Regions from separate parts of the Homo sapiens genome. Here region 2 is linked to region 1. Evidence: chromatin loops called from intact Hi-C (ENCODE). Cell type or tissue: mammary epithelial cell. All regions are shown on one strand. Each heading gives the region's core, and the rest is flanking DNA. Links, peaks and the distances in the headings are about the cores only.

The links. Peaks named below come from ENCODE experiments on the same cell type or tissue, not always from the same donor. Only the 100,000 strongest peaks of a DNase experiment are listed, where the experiment ranks them.
Region 2: a loop joins it to region 1, with 10 times the contacts of the local background. A loop is called at or near these places in 8 of 110 quality-filtered maps.

The regions. Positions count from the first base shown.
Region 1 is chr1:168,435,524-168,444,632 of GRCh38, forward strand. All of the region lies in intron 4 of LOC125312414 (a long non-coding RNA gene), which reads right to left. Among named protein-coding and RNA genes, the nearest start is that of MIR557, 65 kb to the left of the region's middle. RefSeq lists a silencer at 4,416-4,565. In mammary epithelial cell, for the core only: a CTCF peak has its summit at 4,419 (motif pointing right); DNase peaks (open chromatin) are centred at 2,468 and 4,438.
Region 2 is chr1:168,542,435-168,551,543 of GRCh38, forward strand. It overlaps XCL2 (X-C motif chemokine ligand 2), which reads right to left and starts at 1,563. Exons shown (of 3, transcript NM_003175.4): 1 at 1,470-1,563. The coding sequence starts at 1,530. It also overlaps the pseudogene RPL7AP19. In mammary epithelial cell, for the core only: a CTCF peak has its summit at 3,700 (motif pointing right); no DNase peak of the experiment used is centred there.

The DNA.
Region 1 (9,109 bases), core at 458-8,457:
GGTGTCTCTTGATACTCCCCTGCCCAATTTGAGGTAAATGTACAAATGTAGCAGCTACGGCCAGAGAACAGTGTGGTGACCAGGGGCTCAGTGTCCTCAGTGATGAGGGCTCGAGTCACCCCACCAGACATGTAGGCCAGCAGAAGCGTGGGCCAAGGGTGAGAGGACTCTGGAAAGGATAGTAGAGGAGGGGCAGCGTAAGACTCAGTGGCAGCCTCAAGATCAGAGCAGTAATGGCGATTGGTCCTATTAGTATCCCACTGAGAATTTCCCCAGGTGAAGAGAGCAGCCAGAATAACAGTGAAGTTGCTCCCAGAAAGGGCACACTTGGGCTGTGAAGCAAGTGAACTGGTGGTGCAAAGGGTGTGCTGTCCAGATTTCCCACACAGAACCGAGCTACTTGTCCCCTGACTGCTGGGAGTATTGATGGATGGCCAACGGCTCTCTTCTGAGTCCGTCTATAAAGATTACCCACAGTGGTTGGTGTGGAATACAAAGGCCTGGTTCCTTTGTCTTGATTCAGGACAACCTTGTGGCACATCCCAGCTCCCGGGCTTCCTGTAGGATTCATCTTCTCCTTCTGCCCAATCTTACTCCTCTCACTCCCTTAAAGATGTTATTTCTGAGAGTACTCCCCAGTAAACATCCTGCATACAAATCTCTGTCTCAGAATACGTTTCCTCGACCACCTAACCCAAGAATGATGTCCCAGTCACTGTATGGTGCAAAGCATGCTGAACTCGGCCTTGGAAGCTCTAGGTTCTGGTCAGGGCTCTGCCCTTTCATGGGTTGTCTGGCTGGCCCAGGTTCCCCATGTATGAGTTGGGGACAGCAAGGAAGGAGTTTGGACCAGGTGATCGAAGATCCCTTCCAGCTGTGACTTTTCATATGTGTGAAATGGACAGGGAAGGATGAGTTACATGAAAAGCTGGAATGATCTTTGCGAACCCTTCAGATGTCCTCTACATGTACAGAAACTAAGCATCGCAAGGGTGATGTGATTTTTTTCATGGCTTCCCTGCTAGAAAGCAGCAGAGCTGAGATTTGGACCCAGACTTCAGTCTGCCACGTTGTCTGGGTATATCCCCTTCACCATCTCTGAATCTGTAACATCACTGATTAGGGGCAAGGTGCAACAGTGGGTAGGACAGAATTTGAAGGTTGTTTAGAAGGTTCTGGTCAACCAGCTGCCCCTGCTGCATGTCTCTGGATTCTGTTACCCAGCAGGCAAGGCAAGCAGTCACTACACTGGCAGGGGTCATTCACCCTGAAAACAAGGAGGAAATTCTGCTATTTACTTACCTCAGATTGCTAGGATGTTATAGCCTTTGTCCTAGGACAGTGTTTCTCAAACTTCAACATGCAAATGAATAGCTGGGATCTTGTGAAAATATAGATTCTGATTCAGGAGGTTTGGGGTAGGGCCAGAGAGCTTGTATTTCTAACATGCTTCTAGGTATGGGTGCGGCTGGTCCTTTGACCACATTTTGAGTAGCCAGGGGCTAGAGTGCAGCTCGCAAACTCTGGGTGCCTCAGAAACCCCTGGGAACCTCTTAAAACTACTCATCATCATAGATTCAAATTCAATAGTATAGGATGAGCATCTCTAATTTTAACACACTCTCTAAGTAATTAAGGTAACTGCCAACACTTGACAACTATGGTTCTATAGCAGTGACCTTCACAGTTGCAGCCAACACTTGTGTTCCTGAATAAGCTGAACAGGTATCACACTACTGCTGCATGAGGAAGGAGACACAACTCTAGCCTGAATCACTGGGGACACAGGTGCTGAAATACACTGAGTGTTCAACATGGGCTAGGCACAGATGACCACAGAAAAAACCCCTGGGACTTGCCAAAATTACCCTAAGAGGGTTATAGTTTTATGAAAACAATCAAAATACAGAAATAAAATTTGTGATTACTTATAAAACTTATTTCCAAGGTAGTTGTAACCTGCATAACAAGGAGCTTTATGTCTATCTCAAGGTTGATGGGCAGTCGATGGGTTACTTGTGAGTTACACGTGAGGCCATTTCATGGTTTTTGCAACTCTGGCAAAATTGAGATTGAGATTGTAGACTTGGGATGCAGGAGCTGAGGGTCCTGCTTAAAAACACATTGCTTCATTCCCTGAGCTTCATTCTAGGGCTTGTCCAAGATGCCAATCTAGTTGGCATCAGCATTTTATACATGGCTTTCTTAGCCCATTTAGGGTGTGAATGGGTTCTTCGGTGACATTGGGTGGAGAAAAATAGACCTACCTTCCCTAACTGTCTCCAGGTGGCTCACCTGCTAACCTGCTTCTCAGAAAGACCCCCTTTTTCACCTCCCTGCTCACTACCAGCTGCCTGGCGAATGGACGTCCTCAATGCTTGGTAAGGGAGAAGGTTCTGCTGCCTCAGCACAGGGTGGGTTGGGCATGAGAGTGAGTAATGGAATGTCCCCAAGAAATCCACCCTCCCTGCCAAATGTGCGTGCCAACTTACACCTACGGAGAGTCTGGTTGCCTTTGCTTGTTCATCAGAAGAAAATAAGATGAACCCTGAAGGGAGATGCTGTTGGCAGGACAACCACCATGGCAGGCGTGGACTTCCCACAGGGCCTCTCAGTGCTAGGGGCTGGGGAGAGCAGTGCTGTCCTCAGGCAACCGACCTAGGACCTGCTACAGAAAGCCTCCTCTACTTGCTGGATTTACAACCCCAAGCAATTACTGCAAGTTGGGATAGCACAGGAGTGCAAGAGGCCTTCAGCACAGGCAGCCTGCAAGGAGAATGGAAGGCAAAGGGGTGGATTAATGGAGCCGAAGTCAGCCAGGACAGCAGGACTGGCCCCGTTCTCTAATGAGAGAGGTGGCCCAGATGCCTGTGGACAAAGCTCCGTGGATGGGACCTGGAAGCAGAATGGAAGGCCTGGGTTTTGCTTTATGGCCACCTTTTTTTTGAAGTGAAATGATGAGATCTCTGGACTCTTCTCTTTCTCTCCCCCCGCATCTTTTCAAGGCATCTTTCCTCCTGGTACTCACTGGCACATCCCCCACAGTATTACTCCTTATACTTCAGCTGAGCCCCTGCTACTTTCCTTGAAGATTTTTGTCCTTTATGTTCTATTCTCTTGTCATCAGGTTTGTTTTATGAAATAAATTACCTAATGAATTAAATAACCATCGACCATGGACTTAATTTTTGCTATATACCACTCTGGGGATTAAATGACCTCATTTAATCCTCAAATAAGGATTTTCCTATGAGTAAACACTTTTATTCTGGCCATTTTACAGATGAGGAGGATGAGGCAGACTGGTTATGTGACGGTCTGTGGCTGTGGAGCCTCCTCTGGTGGAAATCGTGGCACTGGTTTTCCTGTCCTTAGGCTGTAAAGTTGCAGCTCCACTCTCAAGTTTCTTTTTTTGGGGGTGGGATGAGAGCAAAGATAAGTAGAGTTCACAATTGAGTATTTTCTTTTGTTTCAGGAGATAATCATTCAGAAAAATCTCAGGAAACTTTGTCAATTGCAAAAACTGTTGTATTTGTTATCTCATCTGTTTGCTGGTAGTGATTAGAAATAAAACTTTTGAAATATTAAGGGCTGATGTAATTTTTTTGGGGGGGTGTTGAACAGGAAAGAAGATACTAAGCGAGAAACCAGAGAGCTTGTGTCCTTTTCAGTCATTCTTGGGGAAACAGGACCCCTAAGAGAGCAGTAGATGATGACAGCTTTAAAAAGACCAGGAGAGTGGATTTGATTTCTGAGGCCCTTGAGAAGAAATAGGGCATGGGGAGCTAAGTCCCCAGATGCTTAACTAGCAGGAAGTCCTCCAAAAGGCTGCAAGAATTAATCAGGTATTGGCCTCCTTTCAAGAGACTTGGGTTCTAATAGGGGAGCTAACATTTGAACATATACAGCTATACTACAAAGGATAATGTGGAAGAGAGAGGGGACTGTAGCTGGGATCATAGTGGGTGAGATCAGCAAAGCAGTAGTGAAGAAAACTCTGTTGCAAAATTTCTACTGCGGGCAAAGAGAAAGAAATCTGAAATGCATAAATTCGATCCAGCCTTTACTTGGCGTGGGAGAAGTCTGTGTTGGGTCTAGAACGGGGCCGCTGTGTGACCTTGAGCATGTCTCTTTACATTCAGATCCTCAGCTGAACGACAAGCCTCTAAGGCTTCCATCTGTTCTAAGCTGGAGGGGAGAAATGAAACTGTAAGAAAGGAGAAGGATGCGTGCTGCAGGGCTTGTCCAGGGTTTTCCTGGGAGAGTCACTGGTTCACAGTGTGACATGGGGTATCGGTACGAATTTCATAGGTGCCATTTTCTCCCCTCGCTGTGGAGAGCGGATCTCTTTAGGCACTGAGCCGCTTAGAACATCACTGCGGTTTTCAAAGAAATATGGTCTTGCAGTCCAGAGACAGGAGGTGGCGCTCTTTCTCCTGAAACAGATTGATGTCTGCAGCTTGGCTTGCAGACTGTGCGGGGGATGCAAACTGAATAAGATCTCTGCAGTCTGAAGGCATCCAAGGAGACCTGGGCAAAATGGCTGGTCAGGACTGCCTGCCAAGTATAACTATTCCCTCACTTGAATGCGCCCTAGAGGCGCCAGCTGTGCTTGGGCTGCAGCACCGACCAAGGTGAACACACACAGCCTCCTTTCCACAATTTTACCGTTAAGTTGCTGCATTTGCAAAGGAAAATCTTCATTGTCACAAATGATGACTGTATCTGTCTGGGCTTTAGATTGTGATAGGGAAGAGCCTCTCCATCTCTTTTGTATGATAAGTATACTTATCACTTATTACATGGGAAGGTGAGCGGTCCAGGGTCCTCCCTGCCATTTTAGGTGAGACAGCATCCCAGGAGAATGAAGAAAAAAAAAAAAAAGGAAAAAAAAAAAAGCAGGATCTGGGAGAATGTCTTACCTGGAGGACCTGGCTTTTACCTGGGAGATGTTGCAACTTCTCAGTGAGGAAAAACCTGACATTAGCTCTCCTTTGAAGACATTAAAGAAAAGCAAAAACAAAACAAAACAAAAACAAACGAACAAACAAGAAAACAAAACCAAACAATTTCATAATGAAGTGAAAAGATCACTGGATTGGAATTCAGGAGTCTAGTAAGGCCACTTACTGGCTGTGAGACTTAGTCAGGTCACTTACCTCTGGTCCTCAGTCTCACTTTGATTTTCAGTAGTTATTGATTACTACTGAAAATCAAAGTGAGAAAATTACTACTATTGATTCAGTAGTTATTGATTAATATCTCTTCCAGCACCACATTACATAGCATGTATATGTGTGTGTGTGTGTGTGTGTGTGTGTGTGTGAGAGAGAGAGAGAGAGAGTGAAGAGAGAGAGAAGAGAGGCAGGCTATCAAATAGAATAGCTTTTGGGGGGAAATTTGTATAAGGCAAGACAGAAACATACATTATTGGGGACTGAGGAAAGCCTTTCACTTTAATTTCCATTTCAATCATTGAAGCTCATAGTGACCATGCCCAGTGAAAAAGCCATGCCATTTTCTTCTTCTGGGAACTGAGATAGATCCCTCAGAAGTATCACAATCAATATATACATATGTACCTATGATCTCCATTCAGTTGCTAGAACGGCTGTGTGCCTTCCATCGAAGCCTCTCTTCTGGCTTCTGAGGTGGGGGGCAACTTCAACAAATCAGGTTCCAATGGGGAGAGAGAGGGAGCTCTTCCTTTGCTCCTGGGGCACTGGAAGCATGTGGTAGAGGTGAGGAGGGAGGAATCATGGTGGGGGCAGGAGGTGGTGTTCCAGGGACATGGGAGGAAACTGCAGTATTGCACTCCTACTTGATGGGCTTGGCCATTCATCAGCCATCACCAGCTGTCAACATGAACTGAGAACCTCCTGTGTGCAGGCTAGGCACTGGGGATGCCTCTGGAACCCCACGCAGTCTTTGCTGTCAAGGAGCTCACTGTCTCATCAAAAGAGAATAGATAGAGTCTGTTTTCCCTTTAGCCTGAACAAGCACATTTAGGCCCTAAGGGCTCAGAGGGCTCTCCTTCCCAATCTTCCTACCCCCTTGCCCAAGGTTTGGCTAGACACAGTCAGTAATAAAAAGGATGCTTTTCAGACCAATGGATGCAGCTTTGCATGTGCTTTGCCCAGTATGCAGATGGCTGCCAGGCCGCCCTATTGAGGATTCTGTTTGCGGGAATGTGCTCTGTTTCCTTAACTGTAGGCTTTGGGGACCAGAAGTGGCCAGGGGCTTAAAGGCAGCTGAAGTGAAGCAGCTCTTCTGCACACTCATCAGCATCAGGCTTCAAGCTGCAGTGAGGCATGGACCTGAGATAACTGCAGTGCCCCAGGTGGGATGCTGCAGTGTCCTTGGGAATACCCGTGGCTGCTGCAGGACACACTGAGCACAGTGGGCCACGGTTGGGTCTGAGCTGCCAGCTGCAGGGTGAGCTGCTGACTCACTGCTGCAGCCATGAGACCTTTAGCCACTGGAACAGCACGGGGAATTCTTTCTTACTTTAAAGGAGTATGTGATGGAGAGGAGGTCAATGGGATGATAAGTCAAAGTGTGAGCCTAAAAAGCAGCTATAAAAATTTTCATAGAATTCTTGGGCAGAAATGTTTTTATCAGCCTTGGAAGAATGCAGTCATATTGGGGAAGTTATTCAGTCAGTTGGTCAGCATGTATTAAACACCCATCGTGTGCCTAGCGTTTATTGTGTGCTTAGATTATAAGGGGTAAATGAGGAGTAGAAGATGTTCCTTGCCCCACTTGGGGATTATGATAAGACTGGCACTTAGAGAGCCTTATTCTGTGCCAGACACAGCATTTGACGTGCGCTAGTTTATGTAATCTCACAGTAACACCATAAAAATTATAGGTATTTTAATTTATTCTACTGTAAGTTGAGAAGTTAGGATTTGAACCATGTCAGTTCAAAGTCAGAGCTCTTTACCACCATGCAATTATGTTGTTCGAGAAGTGCACACAACTGGAGAACAATACAGGGGGATTCATGGTTAAGTGCTAAATCATATTTATAATACAAGCATTTATGATGAGTCCAGAATAAATCCCTATCAATCTGCAACCCTGGGTCAGCTGAAGTGTGTAGATTTGCTTATGTTTAAGCAAATATTGAGCCTGCAGAGCGAGTTTTTGAGAAGGTGGAGGGTCAGAATGAGCACTCGTAAGGTCAGGGAGTGGCAGCTGTGGGTACCATCAAAGGGATAGCATCAGGTGACCTGCTGTGAGTCTCAGGCCACTGCGTGCCCAGAATGGTCCTAATTGTTGGGGAAAACACAGAAAGATAATTACACATATTTTTGCCCTTTGAGAATTCAGTCTGGTTGGATTTACCTGATCAATTAATCAACTTAGGAACTATTAGCAAAATAAGAGGAGAATGAGGTTCATAAGGAGTTGAAGAGGGCCCATGACCATCCCATTCAGTCTTTAGTGGGTCAATATTTGTGTTAGCAAGGAGACCATGAGCCTTTTAACAGATGATACTGACAAAGACTCAAAAGCTCTTAAATGTTCCTGTGGAGATACTGACTATACATCTGTGGCAGAGCTGACCAGAGCTACCTAAGCCCTCTGGTTTCAAGGATGAGAGATAATCCTGGGCAGCTGTCAGAGAAAAATCTCTCATGAAACTGATGAAATGCCTTTGTCTTTTGGCTGGTAGAGCTGATTTTTCCCGGGACACAAATGTGCCAACTCTCTGACCCAAAGCCCAGTGTCTCATACACTTCTCGGGCACTCATTTGGGCTCATGGATTTAGGTTACAGTATCTCCTTGTCTCTCTTTCTCTAGTATTTAGCTAAGGTAGTGACTGATACTATTGACCTGATCCTACTTCTGCTTTGCCCATAGTTATTAATTTTTTTTGATCCCTTTCAGGGACTCTATAGACTTTAGCTGGCTGGCTGAGTTCTGATGGGGGTTTTAGAAGCTTAAACATTGTGAGGAAGATGAAGAAATGAATAAGATCAGGTAAAGATACCTTCCTGGACAATATCCTTTGGCGGAATGCCAGAAAAGTAACAGATGAGTTCAGGAAGACTTCAAGGGCAGCATCTGAGACCCAGACCAAATCAGGGTCCCGGAAACCATGGAGAAAGCAATTTCCGTGACAGCCAAGCAGAAGGAAACTTATCAGCTCATACCTGAAAGAAGTTGCTCTGGCACTGTTTTATGGGAATGGAATTATTAAGAAGGTGGGGGTGGGTGGTTATGGGCAATGAAGAATAGATCAAGCAAAAAAATTTGAGTTGAGGCAGGGATAACCAGAGAAGACTGATAACCATGTTGACTAGTCCCAAGCTAAAGAGAATGCTGAGGCTTAAATTACAATGATCAAGTTATGTTTCTTCTATTGAAAGGTCTCTATTCAGAGAAAATAAAGTTGTTTTTGAACTGGGAGTACCTGGCTGTACCTGTTCTGTACTGAAAGAGACCGAGCGAAGTGGATTAACACAGAAGAATAAAGGGGAGAAGCCAGGGCCCAATAACCTGTTATTTCAAAGTAAAACCACCGCCTTTGCGTGGTGGTGATGTAGGATTCTTTCTGTGTGGTTAGACTCACTGAGCAGCTTTCTCTTTGGGGCTCTCCTAGGCCTATTTCCTGGTGCAACCAGTGACTGAGTGAGACCCATATTCCGTGGTAGCTAAGAAATGGCTCTGGGCATGGGCTGGAAATAGAGATACTTAGAAAATTGTTAATTTCTCAGCTGGGGGTGGTGGCACATGCCTGTGATCCTAGCATTTTGGGAGACTGAGGTGGGCAGATTGCTTGAGGTCAGGAGCTCCAGCCAGCCTGGCCAACATGGTGAAACCCCATCTCTACTGAAAATACAGAAATTAGCCAAGTGTGGTGGTGCATGTCTGTAATCCCAGCTACATGGGAGGCTGAGGCAGGAGAATTGCTTGAACCCAGGAGGCGGAGGTTGCACTGAGCTGAGATCGCACCACTGCATTCCAGCCTGGGCGACAGAGTGAGAGTCTGTCTCAAAAAAAAAAAAAAAAAAAAAAAAAAAAAAGAAAGAACGAAAAAGAAAATTGTTAATTTCTTCAATGCAGGGTTGTGTCTCACTCATCTCTTTATCCTCGGCA
Region 2 (9,109 bases), core at 1-8,000, 110 kb after region 1:
CATTTATACAATGGTGCCTGTTGTGTCCCACATGTTTTATTAAGACAGACATTATCCCTGTTTTCATAGAGCATATCTTCTCATGAGGGAGCCAGGCAGCAGACAGGCAAACAGAAAAGATCATTTCAAATAGTGCAACATGTTACAGTACCATAAGTGAGATGACAGAGTAATGCGTGAAGAGTACTCTAGGCAAGGCAACATTCAGTGAGGGAAGGAAGCATGCTTTTGACTGAGTAAATAAAGGTGTTCCCCTTTTTAAATGGTCAAATTTCCCTCTCTGTCAGCTGCCTAAGATGCTGAAAAGAAAGAAGGCCAAAGGAAAGAAGGTGGCCCAGTCCCTGCCGTCGTGAGGAAGCAGGAGGCTAAGAAAGTGATGAAACCGCTGTGTGAGAAAAGGCCTAAGAGTTTTCTTAGGCAGGCATTGGACAGGACATCCAGCCCAAAAGAGACCTCCACTGCTTTGTGAAATGGCCCCGCTATATCTGGTTCCAGCTGCAAAGAGCTATCCTCTATAAGCAGCTGAAAATGCCTTCTGCCATTAACCAGTTCACCCAAGCCTTAGACCCCCAAACAGCTACTCAGCCACTTAAGCTGATCCACAAGTACTGACCAGAGACAAAGCAAGAGAAGAAGCAGAGACTGTTGGCCCAGGCTGAGAAGAAAGCTGCTAGCAAAGGGGTTGTCCCCACTAGGAAATCACCTGTTCTTTGAGCAGGGGTTAACATCATCACCACCTTGCTGGAAAACAAGAAGTCTCAGCTGGTAGTGATTGCACATGGTGTGGACCCCATCAAGCTGGTTATCTTTCTGCCTGTCCTGCGTCCTAAAATGGGGGTCCCTTATTGCATTATCAAGGGGAAGGAAGGCAAGACTGGGACATCCAGTCCACAGCAAGCACTACTGTCGCCTTCACACAGGTTTTGTATTGAAAACATTGATTTGCTCCAGAACATACATCCTCTGGTGCATCCCCATATTGTAACTGAACTCTCTAAGATTTTGATAATTTATCAAACTATATATTAAATGGGCAAAACCTACAAATGCATTTATAATCATCACCTCTAATCCATAGCTAACATTAATCAAAAAATTACTGCTTGTAAGGAAATCTGATGTTATTAAATAAACCATAATATTTATTTAATCTTAATCTCAGGTGATCATGTCTCTTATTCTATTCAGTTTATACATAAATAAGCACAGGCCCTGAGTGGTTAAGGAATTTACCTGAAATTACCCAATTAGGAAAAGTAGGAGCCCAGATACTAATCAAATTCTCCCTGTTTTGGAAGTTTACGAAGCCCTCTACAGTCAAAATCATCATTCCTTTCTTGCACATGGGAAGTTTAAGGCTCCCCTGGAGACAGCAGTTTAGTCCAGTCAAAACCCGAGTCAAACCCAAAATGTGTGCCCACCTGCCTTGCCTCCCTATTCTTTATCTCACAGACAGCTTCTCCACTTACCTTCCACAATGTATGCAGTGAGAGAGCAGATGCCAAGGAGGGCCAGGATGAGAAGTCTCATGGCTGAGGTCCCGCTGAGCTGTGCAGGGAGAGTGAGGATCGGGCTCTTTGAGGATCTCTTTTATGCCTCCAATGGTCAGTGCACTTCCTGTGGTGAGAGGGGGCTTTCGAGGTGGGTATAGGATCATGGAAAGTCTTTGCAATACTGATGCTTTTATTTTTCTTAAAAAAAAAAAATGTCCCTTTCCCTGTTCATACTAACCTATCGCCTTGTGGCCTTTACCCCTTTGTCTGTGGTTAATGTGTCAATTAAACCAAATGCATGCATAAAAGAAAACGTGGTTGTGTTGTCTCCTGCCACCAGCCTGAATTCAGATCTTCCACCGTAGACATGCCTGAAGGCTGTTCACTGCCATGGCCCACCACGGAAGCTGTAAAGGAAATGAGGTGGGGTGGTCACTGTGTTCCATCCCACCTCATGTGACATCCAGTGTGACATGAGGCTTCCACAACCATGGATCATGAGTCCCTGATGCCACCCTTTGACTCTCTCAGGAGGGGAAGAGAGGCTGCTGCCACACTGAGCTTCTCGATCCTTTGCTTTCTTGGTTCTCATTTTTCTCCTCCACCTTCATTCAAGTCACCCCCCTTTCTTCACCCCATCTCCCCAGGTACCCAAGAAACAATTAAATAACTGTTTAAGCATGTCTACATGCATGTGTTTGCTTTATTACAACTTAACATACACATTTATAGAAGCTTTTGAAAAGCTGTGCTGTACCAATTTATTTCAAATTAAAAAAGAAATAAAATTATAATCTTACCATCTGACAGTTTTCATTTTCAATATTTTTCCAGTGAATCTGCATTGGCATACATGTGTTCTCATAATTGTGGTAATTTTAAATGCTGTTTTAACACCAATTTAAATATCTTCCCATTTTTTTAGCCTTCATATTTCTACTTCGAGTAAATATATACACATACAAATTAAACCATTTTCTTATAACTTATTATAAAGATCAGAACTATAAGGTCGATTTCATTAATATACACTGAATTACTTCCCTTTAATAACCAGGAGTAGGATTACTGGGAAAAATGATATGATCATCTTTATAGCTCTTATTATATATTGCCATATAGTCTCCCAAAATGTAATTTTGATTTGCAATACTCCCAGTAGAATTTAAATATACTGATTGCACTGGAACTTTTCTGCCACTGAGTTTGTTGTGTGGTGGTTGTTCTTTATTTTACATAGGTATCTATAAAATGTATTTATTAAATATATGTGTAGTTAAAGGTCCTTTGCTATTAGGAATATGAAAATAAATTCCTATGTTTTCATAAAAAGTATAGGTTAACCTCTAAGAGACTTCCCACTAATCGCATTTGATTTTTCACCCAGACTTCATTCTAAACTTCAAACTGGCTCTTTAATGATCTCTACCTTACTGCACAATCACTCCTTGAACACTGGACACATCTTCTATTCAAACTGCTTCTCCTCATATTAGTCCTTAGCATGGAGCAATGTGTTCTCTTCCATCTAATTTCCAAATACTGATATATAGGGATCATCTTAGACTCATTGCTATCCACCTACATGTCATTCTCAACCAAACTGGACTAAGTATACCTTCTAGGTAGTTCTTTGAGATGTGTCCTCCTTTCTTCCCACACTGCTCAAATGTTAGGCCAATTACAGTGGACTAACTGGTTACCCAGACCAGGGCCTCCTCTCAGTCTGTTCTCTGCAGCTTTGCCAGGGTAATCACTGTAAAGCCTCAATCTAATCATGCCATTTCCCTACTGAGAACCTCTTTGCTAACTTCCAATGCCTACAGGATGTATTTCAAATCTTTCATTGTGATATATAAGAATGCTCAAGATCTAGTACTGCTTTCCTTTCAGACTCACCTTCCACCATTCACTCACACACTCCCAAACCTTAACAAACACATACATGTGCAGCCAACCCAATGGGCCAGCCTCTTTTATGCTCCTCACATGTTTCCTTTAACTGGAATACCCATGACAGCTCCCTACATAGTTACTTGTAAACTCCTCCTCTCTGTATAAGTTTTCCTGAATTTTTTTGATAAAATTAAGTTGTGCCACCCCTTTATGCTCTCTTAGAACTTTGTTCTGTTCTCATGGCTGTTCTGCAACGAATCTCATTGTGTTCTCCTACTCAATTACATTCCTGCGTCTCCCACTAGATGGCAGACTCTTTGAGAGTAGGAGATTCCCTTGTTATCTCTGGATCCCTGGCACTTGCAGAAAGCCTGTTACGTAATAATTGCTCAACAATTAGTTTTTAAATAAATGAATTATTTTTAAAACGCCAAAATTACAATGATTGTGCATTAAGTGAAAGATGACCATCTAAAAACATAAAGCCATGCTTCATGACATTGGTCTAAGCAAATAAAGGAAACAAAGGCAAAAACAGACAAATAGAATTACGTCTAACTAAAAAGCCTCTGCACAGCAAAGGAAATAATCAACAGAGGTAGAAGACCGCTTATGAAACGGGAGAAAATATTTACAAACTATACATCTGATAAGGAATTAATATGCAAAATATATGAAGAACTCAAGGAACTCATTAGCAAGAAAACAACACAATTTAAAAATGGGCAAAAGAGTGTAAAAACATGCCAAGTTATAAAGACCACCAATGCTAGGAAGAAACTGCATCAACTATCAAGCAAAATAACCAGCTAACGTCATAATGACAGTATCAAATTCACACATAACAATATTAACCTTAAATGTAAATGGCATAATGCTCCAATTAAAAGACACAGACTGGCAAATTGGATAAAGAGTCAAGACCCGTCAGTGTGCTGTATTCAGGAGACCCATCTCACATGCGGAGACACACATAGGATCAAAGTAAAGGATGGAGGAAGATCTACCAAGCAAATGGAAAACAAAAAAAAGCAGGGGTTGCAATCCTAGTCTCTGATAAAACAGACTTTAAACCCACAAGGATCAAAAGAGACAAAGAAGGCCATTACATAATGGTAAAGGGATCAATTCAACAAGAAGAGCTAACTATCCTAAATATATATGCCCCCAATCCAGGAGCACACAGATTCAAAAAGCAAGTCCTCAGAGACCTACAAGGAGATTTAGACTCCCACACAATAATAATGGGAGACTTTAACACCCCACTGTCAACATTAGACAGATCAACGAGACAGAAAGTTAATAAGGATATCCAGGAATTGAACTCAGCTCTACACCAAGTGGACCTAATAGATATTTACAGAACCCTCCACCCTAAATCAGCAGAATATACATTCCTCTCAGCACCACATCGCACTTATTCCAAAATTGACCACATAATTGGAAGTAAAGCACTCCTCAGCAAATGTAAAAGAATAGAAATTATAACAAACTGTCTCTCAGACCACAGTGCAATCAAACTAGAACTCAGGATTAAGAAACTCACTCAAAACCGCTCAACTACATGGAAACTGAACAACCTGCTCCTGAATGACTACTGGGTACATAACGAAATGAAGGCAGAAATAAAGATGTTCTTTGAAACCAATGAGAACAAAGAAACAACATACCAGAATCTCTGGGACACATTTAAAAAAGTGTGTATAGGGAAATTGATAACACTAAATGCCCACAAGAGAAAGCAGGAAAGATCTAAAATTGACCCCCTAACATCACAATTAAAAGAAATAGAGAAGCAAGAGCAAACACATTCAAATGTTAGCAGAAGGCAAGAAATAACAAGATCAGGGCAGAACTGAAGGAGATAGAGACATAAAAAACCCTTCAAAAATCAATGAATCCAGGAGCTGTTTTTTTGAAAAGATCAACAAAACTGATAGACTGCTAGCAAGACCAATAAAGAAGAAAAGAGAGAAGAATCAAATAGATGCAATAAAAAATGATAAAGGGGATATCACCACTGATCCCACAGAAATACAAACTACCATCAGGTAATAATATAAACACCTCTATGCAAATAAACTAGAAAATCTAGAAGAAATGGATAAATTCCTTGACACATACACCCTCCCAAGACTAAACCAGGAAGAAGTTGAATCCCTGAATAGACCAATAATAGGCTCTGAAATTAAGGCAATAATCAATAGCCTACCAATCAAAAAAAGTCCAGGACCAGAGGGATTCACAGCTGAATTCTACCAGAGGTAGAAGGAGGAGCTGGTACCATTCTTTCTGAAACTATTCCAATCAATAGAAAAAGAGGGAATCCTTCCTAACTCATCTTATGAGGCCAGCATCATCCTGATACCAAAGCCTGGCACAGACACAACAAACAAGAGAATTTTAGACCAATATCCCTGATGAACATCGATGCAAAAATCCTCAACAAAATACTGGCAAACTGAATCTAGCAGCACATCAAAAAGCTTATCCACCACAATCAAACTGGTTTCATCCCTGGGATGCAAGCCTGGTTCAACACACGCAAATCAATAAAAGTAATCCAGCATATAAACAGAACCAAAGAAAAAAACCACATGATTATCTCAATAGAGGCAGAAAAGACCTTCGACAAAATTCAACAGCACTTCATGCTAAAAACTCTCAATAAACTAGGTATTGATGGGATGTATCTCAAAATAATCAGAGCTATTTATGACAAACCCATAGCCGATATCATCCTGAATGGGTAAAAACTGGAAGCATTCCCTTTGAAAACTGGCACAAAACAGGGATGCCCTCTCTCACCACTCCTATTCAACATAGTGTTAGAAGTTCTGGCCGGGCAATCAGGCTGGAGAAAGAAATAAAGGGTATTCAATTAGGAAAAGAGGAAATCAAATTGTCCCTGTTTGCAGATGACATGCTTGTATATCTAGAAAACCCCATTGTCTCAGCCCAAAATCTCCTTAAGTTGATAAGCAACTTCAGCAAAGTCTCAGGATACAAAATCAATGTGCAAAAAATCACAAGCATTCCTCTACACCAATAACAGACTAACAGAAAACCAAATCATGAGTGAACTCTCATTCACGATTGCTTCAAAGAGAATAAAATACCTAGGAATCCAACTTACAAGGGATGTGAAGGACCTCTTCCAGGAGAACTACAAACCACTGCTCAATGAAATAAAAGAGGATACAAACAAATGGAAGAACATTCCATGCTCATGGATAGGAAGAATCAATATCATGAAAATGGCCATACTGCCCAAGGTAATTTACAGATTCAATGCCATCCCCATCAAGCTACCAATGACTTTCTTCACAAAATTGGAAAAAACTACTTTAAAGTTCATATGGAACCAAAAAACAGCCTGCATTGCCAAGACAGTCCGAAGCCAAAAGAACAAAGTTGGAGGCATCACACTCCCTGACTTCAAACTATACTACAATGCTACAGTAACCAAAACAGCATGGCGTTGGTACCAAAACAGCATGGCGCTGGTACCAAAACAGAGATATAGACCAGTGGAACAGAACAGAACCCTCAGAAATAATACCACACATCTACAACCATCTGATCTTTGACAAACCTGACAAAAACAAGAAATGGGGAAAGGATTCCCTGTTTAATAAATGGTGCTGGGAAAACTGGCTAGCCATATGTAGAAAGCTGCAGCTGGATCCCTTCCTTCCACCTTATACAAAAATTAATTCAAGTTGGATTAAAGACTTAAATGTTAGACCTAAAACCATAAAAACCCTAGAAGAAAATCTAGGCAATACCATTCAGGACATAGGCATGGGCAAAGACCTCATGACTAAGACTCCAAAAGCAATGACAACAAAAGCCAAAATAGACAAATGGGATGTAAGTAAGCTAAAGAGCTTCTGCACAGCAAAAGAACCATCAGAGTGAACAGGCATCCTACAGAATGGGAGAAAATTTTTACAATCTACCCATCTGACAAAGGGCTAATATCCAGAATCTACAAAGAACTTAAACAAATTTACAAGAAAAAATCAAGCAGCCCCATCACAAAGTGGGCAAAGGAGATGAACAGACACTTCTCAAAAGAAGACATTTATGCAGCCAACAGACACACAAAAAAATGCTCATCATCACTGGCCATCAGAGAAATGCAAATCAAAACCACAATGAGATACCATCTCACACCAGTTAGAATGGCGATCATTAAAAAGTCAGGAAACAACGGGTGCTGGAGAGGATGTGGAGAAATAAGAACACTTTTACACTGTTGGTGGGACTGTAAACTAGTTCAACCATTGTGGAAGACAGTGTGGCGATTTCTCAAGGATCTAGAACTAGAAATACCATTTGACCCAGCTATCCCGTTACTGCGTATATACCCAAAGGATTATAAATCATGCTGCTAAAAGACACATTCACACGTATGTTTATTGTGGCACTATTCACAATAGCAAAGACTTGGAGCCAACCCAAATGTCCATCAATGATAGACTGGATTAAGAAAATGTGGCACATATACACCATGGAATACTACGCAGCCATAAGAAATGATGAGTTCATGTCCTTTGTAGGGACATGGATGAAGGTGGAAACCATCATTCTCAGCAAACTATCGCAAGGACAGAAAACCAAACACCGCGTGTTCTCACTCATAGGTGGGAATTGAACAATGAGAACACTTGGACACAGGGTGCGGAACATCACACACCAGGGCCTGTCGTGTGGTGGGGGTAGGAGGGAGGGATAGCATTAGTAGATATACCTAATATAAATGACAAGTTAATGGGTGCAGCACACCAACATGGCACGTGTATACATATATAACAAACCTGCACATTGTGCACATGTACCCTAGAACTTAAAGTATAATTTAAAAAAAAAATAGCAACACCTTTCTTCCAGGTGCTCACATCAAAAGCCTTGGTCTCATCCAAGCCTTGATCTCATCCTAGCCTTGGTCTCTCCTCATTGTCTAACATTCTATACCCAGATTGTCAGCAAATCATGTCAGTTCTACCTTCAAAATAAACCAGCGTTTGAGCCTTCCTATTGAGCTCTCTGGTTCAATAGGAGGTAATACCCTCCTAAGTGGTATTCCTGTGTCTATCTTAGCCCTCTGCAATCTACTATTAGCACAGCAGCCAGATAAACCCGTTGAAGTATAGGTCAGATTGTATTACACCTCCTCACACATTTTCCCAATGTCTTCATTTCTCACTCAGAGCAAAAGCCAAAGTCTTATCAACAATCTATAAGAGCTAGAATGGCCTTGCTCCCCGTCATCTCTCTGACTTCATTTTTTACCCCTCCTCTCCTTTGATTTCTCAAACCACCTACTTTGGACATCTTGACTATTTCTTGAATACATCTGGCACATTTTTGCCTCAAGGCCTTTGAACTTGCTGTTTCCTTTGCATTCCTGGAGTGCTCCTCCTCTAGATAGCTGTGTGGCTAACTCCCCCATTCTCTCTAGTTCTTTTCTCTAAAGTCATCTTCTCAGTGATGCCTGTTTTCCAGCTACCCTATCTAAAATCTCAATTACCCCCTCCCCAATATCTCATCCTCCCCCTCCATCCTTTATTTTTTTCTCCTTAATGTGTAATAACATCCTGGTTTATAATATACTTGCATAAGTATAATAAATTTTACTTTTATAATCCTGTGGATTAACTTTCCTTTCCATCAGAATGTTTGCTCCATGAATTCAAAGATTTAGATTGTTTTGT